2 separate regions of the Homo sapiens genome follow, and region 2 is linked to region 1. The links are chromatin loops, found by intact Hi-C in ENCODE. Cell type or tissue: ascending aorta. All regions are shown on one strand. Each heading gives the region's core, and the rest is flanking DNA. Links, peaks and the distances in the headings are about the cores only.

What was found. Hi-C counts contacts between places; a loop is a spot of excess contacts. Peaks named below come from ENCODE experiments on the same cell type or tissue, not always from the same donor. Only the 100,000 strongest peaks of a DNase experiment are listed, where the experiment ranks them.
Region 2: it touches region 1 in a loop (1.8-fold over the local background); 2 of 110 quality-filtered maps call a loop at or near these places.

Annotation. Positions count from the first base shown.
Region 1 is chr2:182,841,246-182,849,589 of GRCh38, forward strand. It overlaps FRZB (frizzled related protein), which reads right to left. Exons shown (of 6, transcript NM_001463.4): 3 at 1,233-1,298. It overlaps LOC124907916 (a long non-coding RNA gene), which reads right to left. Exons shown (of 2, transcript XR_007087330.1): 2 at 5,330-5,847. Among named protein-coding and RNA genes, the nearest start is that of FRZB, 21 kb to the right of the region's middle. In ascending aorta, for the core only: no CTCF peak of the experiment used is centred there; no DNase peak of the experiment used is centred there.
Region 2 is chr2:182,889,808-182,898,151 of GRCh38, forward strand. No RefSeq gene overlaps it. Among named protein-coding and RNA genes, the nearest start is that of FRZB, 27 kb to the left of the region's middle. In ascending aorta, for the core only: no CTCF peak of the experiment used is centred there; DNase peaks (open chromatin) are centred at 4,554 and 6,038; H3K27ac peaks cover 3,816 bases.

The sequences.
Region 1 (8,344 bases), core at 28-8,027:
GGGAAACAAGGTGGATTTGTTTTAAAGAGATTTAACTAAACCCAAAATTTTCAACTTTATATTTTTTAATACACTGCATTTTGAAAGATATTGAAGCTAACTTTTACAGTCTTATTCATTTCTCTCCTTTCAATTCCCAAAAGTATAGAAGAAATAAATCTGCTGTATATATCCTATATACTTTAAAATAGTGTACATAAATGTAATAATAAAACTCTTATTTTAATAAGGTTCACTGTAAAAGTCTGTTTAATCTCCATGTTTACTCATTGACTCAACATCAATAGTCTTATGCAGAGATAGTAACATACCTTTTATTAATACCATAGATATTAGAAAAAATCAAAATGCATATGGAATACAGTAAATATCAGTCCCTTATGTGTCAACGGGAAAGCTCTGTTAATTGCCCTTTCTAAATATAATGACTGTATAAATGAATTTATGACTCTAAAATATACACCAGCATCCAAAGTACATTGTGAACAATCAAAGAAGGGACTACTTAGGTTCGATAATCATTGATAAAATCAAGATGGTAATATATCTCATGGGGCAGCTGAGAAAATTAAAGATAATGTATGGAAATCACTTAGCACAGTCCCTGATGCAAAAATGGCAGGCTTTTTAATCCTTCAGTTAAGTTTGTCAGCTACATTTGGATTGGTGGCTCTTCAATTAATATTTAGTTTATTAGAATGTCGGATTTTAAGTCAAGCTAGATAACAACACATTTCCTTCGCTGAATACCAGCAACTTCTACAAGTGTTACTTTCCAAATCTGTCAGTGTTTTTCATGGGATAGACTGACTGAAGAAGTCAAGTTTGAGTCTTTTAACAGTTCCTTATGCATCAAAGTGCTCTGCTGTTCACTCAGTGAAGCACAACTGATGGCCTATGCAACCCAACTTGAGCTCAAATCCTCCTTCAGCCTCCAGGCAGGGAAGAGTCCCATGTATCTTGATACTTATCTCTGTGTACTTAAGTGCATGGCTCTAGGATGACAATACTGCTTGATGTGCTTCAACATCAACCAAGTGTTAAGCATTTTGCCCGTGTGAGACATTTTAATTGGTCGGGGCAGAGGGACTATGCTCCTAAAAATAGTCCTTCTGTTTTTAAGCCTTATTCTTAAATGGCTCCACTCGTTTACATGTGCACATCCTCATAGGTGCATCCACACACCTCTCTTAACACAGCAGTTTATACATCAACCATGAAATTTTCCTTACCATAGTTGTAATTGTTCCGGAAATAGGTCTTCTGTGTAGCTCTAATAGGCTTACATTTACAGCGTTCTGAAAAACACATTTTAGTTATAAGCACATTTCCAATATTAGCTTTCTTTTGTTTTGCTCAGACTCACATTTTTTGCTCAGACTAGATCTCAATTTGGTGGTGAGAAGGCTCTTGTCAATTCTGTGTGTCTGAATTTTTTCTCCTGGAACTACATTCATGTTTATTCTATCTACATGTCCTCTTATTCAATGTCAGTATGCTCATGAGAACGAGTTTCCATTCTCAACAAACCACCCAAATCCTGAGGAAATGCTGTTCACCCCCATGCATGAGAAGAGCATGACCCCTTAATCCTGAAAGAGGTATGCTTTATGCTTATGGAAGTATTAATATTATGAATACCAACTGGGAGGCAATTTTCTGCCTATGCTCAGGTAGCTGGTTTGCCCTGTGGACTATCACCTAATGTTTTTTTACTTTTAACAGATGACACAGTACTCCTCCTACTATTAGCTCCTAGATCTGAAAGCAACTCAAAGAGATAAGCAAGTGTTATTACAACCCAGTGAACTTGGTGAAGTTCTTAAGAGGGGCAGTGAGCCCCTTCTATAGGTAAAATAGCTACCATTCAACTCAATGGTATTTTTGTGCTTGTTGGAGGAAATTATGCAGGTATTTTGAAAAGAGAAATTTCATTTTTTAACAATATTTGGTGAGTAGTGACCAGAATGCATATTTTATGTATATATTAGGTTGGTACAAAAGGAGTTGTGGTTTTGGCCATCATAATAATAACAATTCTAATTATCTCAAAATGTTTCATCTATAGGGTAGATTCATTTGACACCTTGAAGAGTAGATTATTATACCTTTTATAGAAGAGCTACAAAGCTAATATTACTTAGCTAAGAAATATACATCATAAGCATGGCAAATTGTCAGGAATTAATGTCAATATAAAAGTAGAAAATAATACACAATTATCTTAAAATATTTAATTATATGTAAAGATTTCTTTAAATAATGCCCCTGAGAAAGCTTTAGTAAAAATTAAATGGTATGTGCTTCTCTTTTGACACAGAAAGGAAATAAGAACACATAAATTAGAGAAAGGACATCAACAAAAAAAGTTTCACTTAAAAGGCATTTTATGGCTGGGCACAAGCGCTCACGCCTGTAATCCCAGCACTCACTTTGGGAGGCCAACATGGTGGGGGAAAAAAAATTGCTTTAGCCCAGGAGTTCAAGACCAGTCTGGGCAATGTGGCAAAACCCCGTCTCTACAAAAAATGCAAAAATCAGCTGGTGTGGTGGCGTGTGCCTGTAGTTTCAGCTATTCAGGAGACTGAGTTGGGAGGATCACTTGAGCCCTGGAAGTCAAAGCTGCAGTGAGCCAAGCTCAAGCCACTGCACTCCAGACTGGGTGATAGAGTAAGACCCCGTCTCAAAAAAAAAAAAAAGTTGTTTTATGTTAACATGGGGAACAATAAAAGGCAGAAGCTTTTGTTGACCACTTGTATTTTCTAATGAAAATAAATTTTATTTCCAGTTGAACTTGTCAATAATACACTTTAACATAGCAGTCCCGAAAAGAGTATCACCCTTCCTGCCAGAGAAATAAGTATCTCTACTGGGGATAGGTAGCAGCAGCAACTGTTGCTCTTGCCCATGACAGAAATGAGAATTCCTCAATACCACACACAGCTCCTTCCCTTGTTCTCCTGATAATTTTTAGCACACAATTTCTGTGAAGATCTCAGCCAATAAACAATGAGTAACATTAGTGCTTGTTGCTATTTTGACAAAAACTATTCCAAAAATAACTTTATTAGCAAAATGATTGTATTATCATTTAAAAGAGAACAAAAAGTTACCTAGCTTTTGGCGTTCTGTATTTTATTCTGTATTAAAATGTTACATGTATTTTTAAAGAGATATTCTTGAGATGAGAATATTTCTGAAGACGTAAATTTTATGGTATTAGGTTTATAAATTATCCTCATCCATATATAGACTTGTGATTTTTCTACTTAAAAATAAATATCTATCAAAAATAAGTCATGTAAATAAATTACACATTTGTAATTCTTCAGAAATTTGCATGTGCTCAAATAAAAAATTTTGGCAAAAACTATAGCAACTGTCACTGAATTGAGTCTAATTTGATGTTGTTACTTACATATCTTTGCTTGGAGCATAAACAAATGGATTCCATAAAACTTTCCAGGCAGGGATTTTTTTAAATTATATTACAAAATGATTTAGTAATATTTCAAGTAGGCATTTACAAAGCTATGCATACAACTACATATACATAGCTAGACTATTACCTAACAGCTAATGAGCTAAGCAAATATTCTCGGGACTAAATTTTGCTCATCTGCAATATACTTCTTATTTCTGCTGGTCTCCAAGGTGACAATGCCATACTAAATATATATTTTAAATATTTATATGGGACAATATGTCCCAATCCCTAGCTCTTGCCATAAGCAAATTATCTGTATAGTTCAAGTAGCTCGATAAAATAACAGTAATAAGGAGAAGCTGAGTTTATATCCACAAAGCTCAAATATGAAAGAACCTCCTCTCATTTATGCTTACTCAACCCAAAAATTCATATCTTAGGTTATTCATGAAAAGGGTATCTTAGATCAATAGATCTGAAACATAATCCTCATCTGAATTATGTTTACACACATCAACGTACACATCCCCACAAGCCCAAGAACTGTGAAATTGTGAAGAATCAGAGAGAGGTATGTTGCATGCATTAGCTGTCACCTTTTTTGTGCCTGCTACCCTAAATCAGATGTAACAGTTTATTTTTATTACCTATAGTTGATTTCTTGATACTCTTTTTGGGGGGCCTGTAGCATTACCATCATTTCTTGTTTAATTGCTAGTAATCTTCCTCTCCCAACCTCCTAATGGCACAAGTTTTTTAGAATGGAAAATGAAATCTATTATTTACTGAGCTTTGCACAAAAACCATTAGATATTGATTTTTCTGTATTTCACTGTTGAGAAGAAAAGCTTATAAATGAATTAGCATCTGCCTTGGTGCTTTATGTAAGGAAAAAAAAATACTTTAAAAGTTAAAGGAGTTGGTTTTGACAAAATAGGCTAAGTAGTGACAAAGAGATCTTCAAACATGGGCAGTTTTAACATTAGCAATTCATTTACCTCAAAGCCTGAAATTAATACAATACCTTCAATTGTGGGACAGAGTGCAGTGCTACATTTACCAGCAGCCATGGAAAGGACAGAAAACTATTTTCAGCTTAGTTCTTCCTCACATTCCTTCCACTCCTCTTGCTTGATTTTTCTAGTGACTCTCCTAATACTAATGATCTCCTACATATCTGCTAATGAACCTGGAGACTGTTTATTTCATAGAAACATGAGTTTATCACCCTAGTAGAAAGAAATCTGAGTTTGCAAAGTTAACATGCCCAGTACTTCGCAGAAGTTAGTCTGCAGCTCAGGGGAAATGCCCCATGATACACGCAGTGCCCGAGCAGTGAACAGCCTTGCTGCCTCAGAGTAGCTTCTTATAAAGATCAAAATAGTTCAGAGGAGACAAGAATCTTAGCCTTCTTTATTCAGTTTTGCTCATACAAATATGCTCATTTATTTTTTAAAAACAAAAGGATACTAGTATTTTTGATATGATCTTAGAAGATCTAAAGAAGTCTAAGTCCCTGATACAGCTATGAAATATGACACTCACTGGACTGTCACTATTTAATGCAACATTGTTTGAGTTCAAGCTTAAGTGTGATAAAACTTTCTAACTATCCCTGACCTTTGTTTGAAATTGAATGCTTTTGGGTCTTATCCAGAGGTGTAAGACTATAATTAACTTCATCAGATCCCCAAACTCTCATAACCTTTCATGTACCATGACTTTGGAGGACTACTATGTTTGAGTGGATATTTTTCTGTTTTTTCTAGGAAAAAAAGCCTCAGATCTGTGCTTAGGATTTATTGTCAAAAACTATGGGGAAGGAGAGAAGAAAATACAATTGTATTTGTGTTACAATCTCCTTTATAACTTTTTCAAGACTGACCTTTTCTAATCAGATCAGAGTTTAAATCATTTTAATTTTTACCAGATGCACTGTAAGTCTCATATCCTGGCATTTGACCCCTGAATCCCAATTGTCCTCTTTTCCTCCATTTTAAAACACATAGGAGCAAAGCACAACACATTTTAAAAGATATAAAAAATAAAATTTTATAATTTGAAGATCCAGGTCCTTAACTATGACTTTTTTACTGAGCTCTAGATCTATATTTCCAACTGCCTGTACGAGGTATCTATGAGCAGTTCCAAAATTTTTAACAGTTCCATAATTTTTAACATCTGGTAACATCCATCACACCATGAATTTGTCTTTCTTCTGTAGAACTGATAGTAGTATCTTCTGACTCCATAACTCTGGTGTATCCATTCTTCTGTAAATATGAGATGAGAAAGGGAAAGAGAACTAACATTTGTTGAACTCTTTCAGTCACTTACATATGAATTCATTCATTCTGCAAATATTGGGCATCTGCTACATTCCAGGCTCTGTGATAGGCATGTAGGACACATGATGGGCACTACAGACAATCCAGAAGAGGATAAAGACATTGAACAAAGAAAGTACACACAAAATAATTTGTCACATGTGATACATGACATGAAATTAAAACACAATGTATATGTGTAATAAGAACATATAACTTAATGACCTAAACTAGTCTGGCCTCCAATATACTGTGAGAAAATGATATTTAAAGCTTTGGGTGAGTTGTAGTTCTCTAGGCAGGAACTACATCTTTATATATAAGACAGAGAATATGAAGTCCATAAAGGAGACTGAGAAGCAGCATCCAGTGATGTGGAAGGAAATACAGGAGAGTGTGGAATTGAAAAAGCGTCTTCCAAAATAAAAGCAGGGTAGTCCTCTGTGTCAAATGACCCTCAGAGCTAAAATGAGTTCAGAGAGAAAAGGGTCCACTAAATTCAACTGGCAACGTGATGACTGGACCCTGAGCAAAAGAGAGAATAGGACTTTGAAAGCTAGAAGACTTTATCCACTACACAAGAAGGAAAAGGAGAGAAAGGTACTGATATTGACAAGTTTGTAAATTGGTTGGTGGAATAATGAGGGTGTTCTTTCCAATGGCTTTTACCTTCTCATTGAAGAATGAAGTGAAGTCATCAGCTATGGGGAATGAGGGGCTACGAAAAGCAGGATGTGGGCATGTAAGCAAAGAAAGTATAAAGCAGTTATTTCATCAAATAGAAAGGCAAACCTTATAGTGGGTAAGAATGCTTGGCAATCTTGATTGTCTATTTGAATTTTCTATCTTGAATTTAAAGTGAAACCAGTCACCTCAGTTGAGTAATTTTCTCAAATAACTGGAGTTGGGATTTGCCAGATGAGTATGGAAGAGGAAGAGAAAGCAAAGAAATTGAGGGTATCTTCAAGGGTATCAGTATTGCAGTAGACCATGATATCTCACATAGACAAGAAGGCCAGAGGCTTAGCAGATAGTAAGCAGTAGCTGATGGATAGGTAATCTCAACATGGTAAAAAAAAAAAAAAAAAACAGCAGTGATGATACTGCAACAAATCATCTGGAATGAAAAGAGGCAGCAGGCAAAGAATGGGATTCTTAGAATTAATATTACAATGCTGGCACCACTGCTAGCACCACTGAAAGGCCCAGAACTGCTCATGGAAGTGAGTGGCTGGGGTAGAATAGACAAGCAGGTTAGTAAAGTGAAGAAATCAGTGCACTAGATGGATCATCTACCTTATCATCACAGCTATCAAAACAGCAGCAGGAATGGATGCCATGGTGGAACTTGTTCAGATAGCCCTTAAAACAGAAGATGGGCAATATACCACTTGGCCATTCAGGAGGTCAATTCCACTATCCTTCTAGAAACAAGGCGATAGTAAAACATCCCTAGATTCCACCCCATGGAACACATTCCCTCTTCCCAAAATTGCAAGTCATCAAATGGACACTTAATGGAAAACCGACAGGGTCTTATTGTTCCTAGGGCATTAACAAACAAACAAAACACCCGAACCCTAGAGTCCTGGTGTCAATGATGAAAGGGAAGAAAACGAACAACAACAACAACAACAGCACAACTCCTGCAGATTCAGAAATCAACTATATTAAACTAGGAACCATATAGAAGTCATATTGGTATTATGCTCATACAAGGGTGTACTTTTACACAATTAGAAATAAAATAAAATGATGCACAGAACTCAAAGTCTCAAAAATGCCATGGTATGCCAAAGCAGCCAGTCCCAAGTGTGTACAGTATGCTTCCATTTACGTGAAGCTGAATAACGACACCCATCTATGGCAATGAAAATCAGAACTGTGCTTGCCTCAGGGCAGAATGGGTGATAAGACACCAGACAATTTAAAGAAATGTTCTTTAGGCCGGGGTGCGGTGGCTCACGTCTGTAATCCCAGCACTTTGGGAGGCCGAGGCGGGTGGATCACGAGGTCAGGAGATCGAGACCATCCTGGCTAACACGGTGAAACCCCGTCTCTACTAAAAATACAACAAATTAGCCGGGCGTGGTGGCAAGTGCCTGTAGTCCCAGCTACTCGGGAGGCTGAGGCAGGAGAATGGTGTGAACCCGGGGGGTGGAGCTTGCAGTGAGCTGAGATCGCGCCACTGCACTCCAGCCTGGGCGACAGAGCAAGACTCCGTCTCAAAATAAATAAATAAATAAATAAATAAATAAATAAATAAATAAATAAATAAATGTTCTTTATCTTGATCTGGATGATGGTTACATAAATATATACATTTGTCAAAATTTAAATGCAGCATACACTTAAGATTTGTAGTATTTTACTGTAAATAAATTATACCTTAATAAAGTCCTATTAACAAAAAATAAGACATTTCTTTCATTTTTTTATAAAAGGAAGTGTGTCTTGACTTAGTAACCATTCATTACCTATGTAAAACAATATTTATTTCCTACACCTATACACAGGGCAAAGAATATCATATTAAATTTTATTTTGGATTACACCAGTATATGGAAAATGTGATGAAGTTGACTGGTGA
Region 2 (8,344 bases), core at 96-8,095, 49 kb after region 1:
ATTTCCAGTTTTTTTAAAGGCTGAATAGTATTTCATCCTGTATGTATGTATGTGTGTATATATATATATATATATATATCACATTTTTAATCCATTCATCTGTTGATGAGCACTTCGGTTGTTACCATATCTCGGCTGTTCTGAATAATGCTGCAATGAACATGGTAGTTCAGACATGTCTATGACATACTGATTTCAGTTCCTTTGGATATATGGCCAGAAGTGGAATTGCTGGATCCCTAGTGGTTATTTTTATAAATAGTATCACAAAGAACAAATAAGTCACAGAATAATAGAATATAAAATACTGTTTACCAAGGCATAAACTCTCACAATTTTTTTTCTCTCATGTATATCATGACCCCTCCCCAACCAATTTTCCTCTCTTATTACCTGTTCTTTGCTTTTCTACAGACAAAAATGCCCTGGAGATTAAGTACTACATACATATAAGATAAAACAGATGGTGCACTGAATAACCCCCATTCCCTGCATCCCTCAGAAAACCCAGGACTGAAGTTGCTTTTGACATACTGTATGTTTTTTATAAGGCCAAAGGTGTATTACACATTTTTATAATGTGAGTATTGTTGGGAACCTGATACGTACTGTGGTTAACGCCATAAAATATTTGAAGATTCTGAGGCAAGGTCCGTGAAAACGGCTGAGCGTTTCAGTGAATCTGCTTGTAATTCAACATGTGTCCTTCCAGGTTTGTAATACTGTCACCAAGACTCTCCTGCTTGTTTTATTTGCAACTCCCCACTGATAAAAGTAATGAATTCCAAGCGTGTTCACATGAGCCTGTGAACCAAGACTTAAGTCATAAATATGTTCCCTGGTGATATGGAATGGTTACAAAATCGTTATGTTTTGGGATAAAAATGTCTATATACTTCCATTATTAATTAGTATTATACAATGTTTATGAAGATTTATAACTGGGTAATCTCTAACTGATTTCTCCCAATTTCTTTTTTTTTTTTTTAAGAGTGTGTCCACACATAAATATGTATTTACTAGGTAACAATAACATGTAATCCCAAAGGGAGTGGTGATTAGCATTAAGGCATTCTAAAATCCTTCATTGTTTGAAAGGATTATTTGCTTGTCTAATTATTGACATTAGACTGTGTGAGGTGAAATATGTCCTTCAAAATGTGTCTCAGGTAGCCACTACAAAAACAATAGCGCACATAACTTAAACTAATAAAGGAGAACATACCCGAGGAGCAGAGAAAAACTGAAAGTAAAAACTTCAAAATGAATCTTTTTTCTTGAGAGTGGGCATAGTCTGGAAATGATTTACAGTTGCAAATGTTCCAGAGGTTGCAAAAGCCCTCCACCCTTGTGACCTTCGAACCCCATTTGCTCACCAAACCCAAGGTTTCTCTCTCTCTCTCTCCTCCTTCTTCTTTATATCTCACTATGCATACATATATATATACACAGATCTATATACTCAGTTCTTTTTATGGTCTCTACTTATTTTTAGATCAATACTATAGCTACATTTTAAGTTCTTAAAAGACATTTCTATGATTGAATCTATAAACTAATAAAGAAATTTGACAAGTTAACAAAAAGCTAAGCTGAGTATAACTGAATTTTGACCTACCTGGTTGTTTGCACAGGGTGTTAGGATTTTAAATATCTATTTTCAATGGTAAACCAACTCTCAATGAAATTTTTGTAGCTTAAATCACTATTTGATCAGAAGTATATATTAATTTTTTCATTGGTGATAATTTAGGGTAGAAAGAGGAAGGAGAAAAAAGGCAGGTCATGGAGACATAGAGAAACTGTCCGGGATTGGGAATTAGTTTGCAGCAGAAACAGGGAGAAGGAAAGAGCCTTCCCAGCCAGTTTCATCAGCTATTTATCATCACTACCTTCTTCCTTCTTTCTAACTCTGATTAGATCGTCCTGATTTGACAAATTAATCATCCTAAGGTTAGGATTAGATTCCATGTCTCATTACTATGGCCTCTAGGAAAGACAAGACAGTCTATACTTGTGAATGATGCAATAAACCATAGCTAATATCTGCCTGTAGCCTCTATTTATGAAGCACAGCTTGATAGGAAGAGAAGACTGGAGCTTTAAAATTGAATTAAATGAGCAAAAACAACTCTTTAGACAGACGTTCTATTCTAGAGAAAAAGATCTTTAATGTTTAATTTATAAAACTCTTCAAACTCGTGAATATCCAGCAACAAATTTTATACCTATTTGATTGATTTAAAGTAAATTAATTAGAAAAGCTTTAGACTTAGACTTCCCATTGCAGTATGATTAATTTACCAATCTAAATTTAAGATTCTGTAACAAATTATTCACATTATTTCCCCAAAACCCATTAAATATTACGTTGACTTGAAAATTCTCCTAGACTGCCGTTTTGTTTAACTTGCCATATTTTTGTGTATGGAATGAATGCTCTTTGGTGGATGCATATTATGCAGTTTTTTTCCACGTAGACATAAAATATCAAATAGCTAAACTTAAGTAAAACCTGATTGCTACCAATTAGAGGTTCTTTAGTGTAATGTTTTGAAAATGTTCTAGAATTTACAACCTCTGAAAAAATAAGCTTTTTGCCAAAGTCAGTATTGCTGAATTTGCCTAGTCCTAAAGGGATAATGCAGGGGTTATCTCCCTAAAGATTCAGAAAGCAAACAAACAAAAACTTAGATTAATTATACCAGAAGTTCTGGAGCTCATTCATTTCCTTTTAGTTTTGTTGAGTGGCAACGACATGAAGTGAATGTTAAAATTTATGAAAACAGTCATAGGATTTATCTTTTTTATGTGAGAGCAATTATGACACTTCAGATATGTTCTGATGTTCAACTTAATCTTTCCAGAAAAAAGGCTTTTGGAAGAAAATCTAACACTGCTAATAATGAAATCAGATGCTTTGACTAGAAGAGTCTTAAAACGACCTATTCCACCAAATGCCTTATGCTCCTTTCCTGCTCAATGGAACACATCACTTGTTATTGGAATAAAATTATAACTAAATAACTTTAACACTAGGATTTTCTGTAGATCTTTATCCTTAGGATAAGCACATGGACAATTTCAGCCCTGTAACTGACTGCAATAAAAAGAACAATTTGGGCCAGGTGCAGTGGCTCATGCCTGTAATCCCAGCACTTTGGGAGGCCAAGGTGGGTGGAACATGAGGTCAGGAGTTCAAGACCAGCCTGGCCAAGATGGTGAAACCCCGTCTCTACTAAAAATACAAAAATTAGGCTGGCACAGAGGCAGATGCCTGTAATCCCAGCTACTCGGGAGGCTCAGGCAGGAGAATCGCTTGAACCCAGGGGGCGGAGGTTGCAGTGAGCTGAGATCGTGCCACTGCACTCCAGCCTGGGTGACTTAGTAAGACTCTGTCTCAAAATAAATAAATAAATAAATAAATAAATAAATAAATAAATAAATAACTATTTGGCTTATTTAACGAAGTGTTTGGTCATTACTTTCTCCTTTGAGGCACACAGGAGCAGAGAGTAGCTGTATAAAACTGAAACCACTCTTTGAGGTTACGAAAAATGAATGTGATGGGACACATACCCTAATGAGTTTTATTTTCCTACAAGTGATAGGAAGGAGACAGGAGACAGACACATTCCTATGTAGTCAAGGACAGGTTCCCAGTGAAACCCAACATTCACGTTAAAGAGAGCCTGAAGCCAGAAAACCGAGCTGCCAGTTTCGGGTGGAATACACCACCAGAGTGAGAATTTCCTCCATGCCTTGTAGCCAATGGAATGGTGCTTTTTCCAGGCCTGACCATGGACCAATCAGCATGCACTCCCCCATTCTGAACCCATAAAAACCGTAGACTCAGCCTCACAGATGGCTACCTGATTTCGGGTTTCCTCTCACACAGAGGGCTACCCACTTCAGGTGCCCTCTCATGTCAAGAGCTTTTCTGCTGCTCAATAAAATTCTTCTCTGCTTTGCTCACTCCCCGGTGTCCACATACCTCATTCCTCTTGTTTGTGGGACAAGAACTCGGAACCGCGGAATGGCAGGTGCAAAAAGAGCTGTAACATGCATTCCTGTTCCCCAAGCTAGGAAGTGGAAAAACCACTGGGCAGCATGCATCCCCGTTCACCAAGCAGCGGGTGGCAGGAACAAACGAGCTGTAACACACCCCCATCCGCCAAGCTGTGGGCATCAGAGAGAGCTGTATCACACCCCCGTTTGCCTAGCTGTGGCATAAAGAAGCGAAGCAGTTGGGTGCCATTCCCTCCTGGCTGGCTTGCCAAACTACAAAATCCACATTTCTTGGGGGCTCAGACCTCAGGACTCCCTGAGTGAGAGGTGTGACACCCACTGGGGCTCTGTGGTTGCTGGCATCCCTGAGTTTTCAGTTGCCACCGCATTCCCCGCATCTAGACTTTTGCACCCAATGTGAAAGCCACCCATGGCACACCTAGTCCAGCTGAGGGCTGAGGGCAGAGTCCCTGTTTGGATGCGGGATCTGGGCAGGGGCACAAGCTGAGCCCAGCCTGCGGGCCGAGTGGGTAGAGTGAGCCCCAGGCGCCGAGTGAGGCCCTGAGCAGACGCCACAGCAGCTGCAGAGATTTCTGGCTGGTGAAGTGGCACTGAAGGAATCCTGTAATACCAGGAAGTGTTCCAACCATAACATAACATGATGTGAGCACCAAGTCAGGGACCTTCAGAGGAAGGAGAGACTGAACTCCATCTATCTTGTTTCTTCGGTATGGTACCTTAAATACCATGGATGTTCAATAAGTGTAGATTGTAAGAATGAGTGAATGAGAATTAGTGAGTGAATGAAAAAATAGAACATGTGCCTTTTTTTTTTTTTAGTTTAGCAACTTTTGTTCTTTCAGAATATTCTGAGATAAAAAATAATGCTTTTTTAAATTTCACAGCACATTTTCCTAGTGAGGTCAAATCCAAGGTAAAGGGAAGAAATAAAGCAGCCCTTGGAAGTCACCGTCTGTGCCCTTCATAGCGCTTCAGAGAGGACCCAGAAGGTCAGAGGGGCTGCTTAGACCCAATCTCCAGCATTAGGAGGTACCCAGAGTCTTGGTGTCCAGCCTTCCCCTAACTCATGCTTCTTCAAAGAGGCATAAGAAGTGGGCTGGGGCTGAGACTTATTTTTTGAAGTTTTAATCAAAGCCCTGTAGAGAGTTGGCTGAGGATCCTCAGACCCCTAACATTCTCTCCCTGTTTAATCCATGCTCCCCAACCACCACCACCACACCAAGGGTCCTTCTGCTCTTGGACTGTATGCCCCTTCCATAGAACCCATTCTATTCTTTGCTCCAAGCCAACACACAGCTGTTTCTCAATACTGCTAAATTAAACTAAATTTGGCCAAGGCCACCTCCTTACTTTGTTTCTGCCTCCTTACTTTGTTTCTGCCTCCTTACTTTGTTTCTCTGTAGCAAACTGCGGCCTAATAGCACATAAACAAAATGCAGGCTAACACTTGAGTAGCAAGTAGCTGAATCTCAGCAAATTATAGTAGCCAAACTTCAGCCAATTACAGGCTGCCAACTAATCAGTCCATGCCCAAATAAGGCAAATGCCAAGCTGTAACCAATCAAGCTGTTTCTGTACATTATTTCCTTTTTCTGTCTATAAATATTGCCTGCCACGTTGTTCCACATTGCTGGATAGAGCTCTCTGAATCTCCTGGAAATCCTCATCTCCATGATTTCTAATTTTTTTCTTTTTTTTGCGGGGGGACGAAGTTTTGCTCTTGTTGCCCTGGCTGGAATGCAATGGAATGATCTCAGCTCACCGTAACCTCCATCTCCCGGGTTCAAGCAATTCTCCTGCCTCAGCTTCCCAAGTAGCTGGGATTACAGGCATGCATCACCACGCCCAGCTAATTTTGTATTTTTAGTAGAGACGGGGTTTCTCCATGTTGGTCAGGCTGGTCTGGAACTCCCCATCTCAGGTGATCCGCCTGCCTCGGCCTCCCAAAGTGCTGGGATTACAGGTGTGAGCCACCGCGCCCGGCCCAGGATTTCTTAATGTTGAAGGGCTTCATGGTTCAGTCCTGGTTCTGAATGCTGTCCAATTCATGAATCATTGGTCAAAAAAACTCTGTTAAATTTAATTTGTCTAAAGATTTTCTTTTAACAACACATGCTCTCTGCTCTGGCCAAGCTGATATATAAGCATGATCTTCGTGAACTCTTCCTCAACCCTGGCAGCCTGCAGTAACTGCACTTATCACAGCTATGTTACTTAATCATATTAACCCTTAATGTGTATGCATATATTAATTTCTGGTGCTTCAAGGTTGAGGGCCGTACCCTAACTATTTATATCCCACTATTCTTTGCAGTGTTTTGTTCTCATAGTAGCTTATTCGTATTTGTAATCAAAATGAGAATATATTCTTTTCCTCTGGAACTGCCTTCTGTATCTTTTTTATTTAAGGCATGTTAATTCAGAGCAAAGACTTTCTGAAACATTATGTGATAGTTGTAGAACAAGAGGTAGCCTCCTTGTTATGCAGAAGAGTCAGCTAAGTAATTTCTCCACCCAGAAAATTCACCACTCTCATAGATATGAAGGAGGTCAAGTGTAAATTTTCTCTGTAAAACACAATTACAACAAATCCAGTTTACATAACCAACATCACATAACCGTCATGTGGTCATGGAGGTGATGATGATGGTGGTGGTGGTGATGGCAGACCATTTGGATACCCTAGAAGATGACCCTCAGAATCCTCATCTCCATAATTTCTTAATGTTGGAAAGCCTGAGTTCAGTCTTTGATACGCTTCTTTTCTCTATACTCACTCCCTTGGTGACTTCATCCAATCTCACAGCTTTATATTCTATCTAAAAACTGTTAATGTCCAGATTTATGTCTCTAGGCCAGATCTTGCCCCTGAACGCTACTCCACATTTCCACTGGGATATCTAATAAACATCTTAAATTTAACATGCCCTAAACTGTGCTCCTGATCTTTCACCACCACTTCCACCCCAAAACAAAATAATGAAAAATTTAAAAACTGGCCCACTAACAATCTTTCCAATCTCAGTTATGGTAGTTCCTTCCTTACAGTTGTTCAGGCTGAAATCCTTGGAGTCATTCTTCCTTTTAACTCCACCTTCAAAATATGGAAAATTCTGGCCATCTGGCCATCTCTCCATCTCTCATTACTCCATGTTAGCCCAGTGGCTCAAGTCTAGATTATTGCAGTAGCCTTCTAACTAGTCTCCCTGCTTCCATTTTCAGCTCCTTACAGACTAATCTCAACACAGAAGTCAAAATGATACTTTAAAAACATAAATTAGATCAATGTGACTCCTTCAATGTCCTTTACTTTCACTTAAAGCAAACATCAAAGTCTACAGTGGCCCACAAGACTCTACATGATCTACCTCTTCCCTCTGTTCTCTGACTTCACCCCCACTACCCGTCCCCTCATTCATTCCACCTTAGCACATATGTTTCTGGCTGTGTTTTGAACACATTGGGAATGAGAATGCTCCTGAGTCATTGATTTTTCCCTTGCTGATCCCTTGGTCTGCAGTACTCTTTCTCCAGATGTCCATGTGACTCACCCCTATACCTCTTTAATGTTTTCACTTAAATGTTAACTTCTCAATGGAACCTACCCTGACTACCCTATTTGAAAAGGTAAACACCCAATCCCTTGGCCCTCTTTATCCCTCCTCTTCCACTAATTTATTTTTCCCCATAACTCTCATCACCTTCTACATAATTCGTGTATGTATTTTATTGTCTACTTTCTTCCCCTAGAATGTAAATTCAAATGAAGACAGTGATATATCCATTTTGTTCTCGTGCCTATGAAAGAGCCAGGCACCTTATAGGCATTCAAAAAATATATGTTGCAAGAATTAATTAATGAATGGCTGAATCATTCATTAATTAGGTCATAATACAGTCTTAATTAAGTCATAATACAGTCTTCACTCACTGTAACATAAAGGAACAGCAACATTAGAAGTTACTCAAAACTCCACCAAATATATACCATCTTGACCTTGGGTAAATCATTGAACTTCTCTGACCCTCGGTGTTCTCATCTGTAAAACAGACATAATAGTCCTTTCTCATTCTATATCAAAAGGCTGTTCTGAGGGTAAAATAAGATAAATGGTAAGATGAAAATGGTATAAACCTTAGGTAAGTTCTAGCCTTAACAATGTCAAACAAGTAATTTTAATAATAAAATTTCAGGGATAAGTCAACTCAGTTCCTGAATTTCTTTATTGAACTTATTGTCTGTTTGACTTACTTAGCATTTTATCACATAATAGTCTAAAAAATTTCCATTAATTTCATTTATGTTTACTCCTTC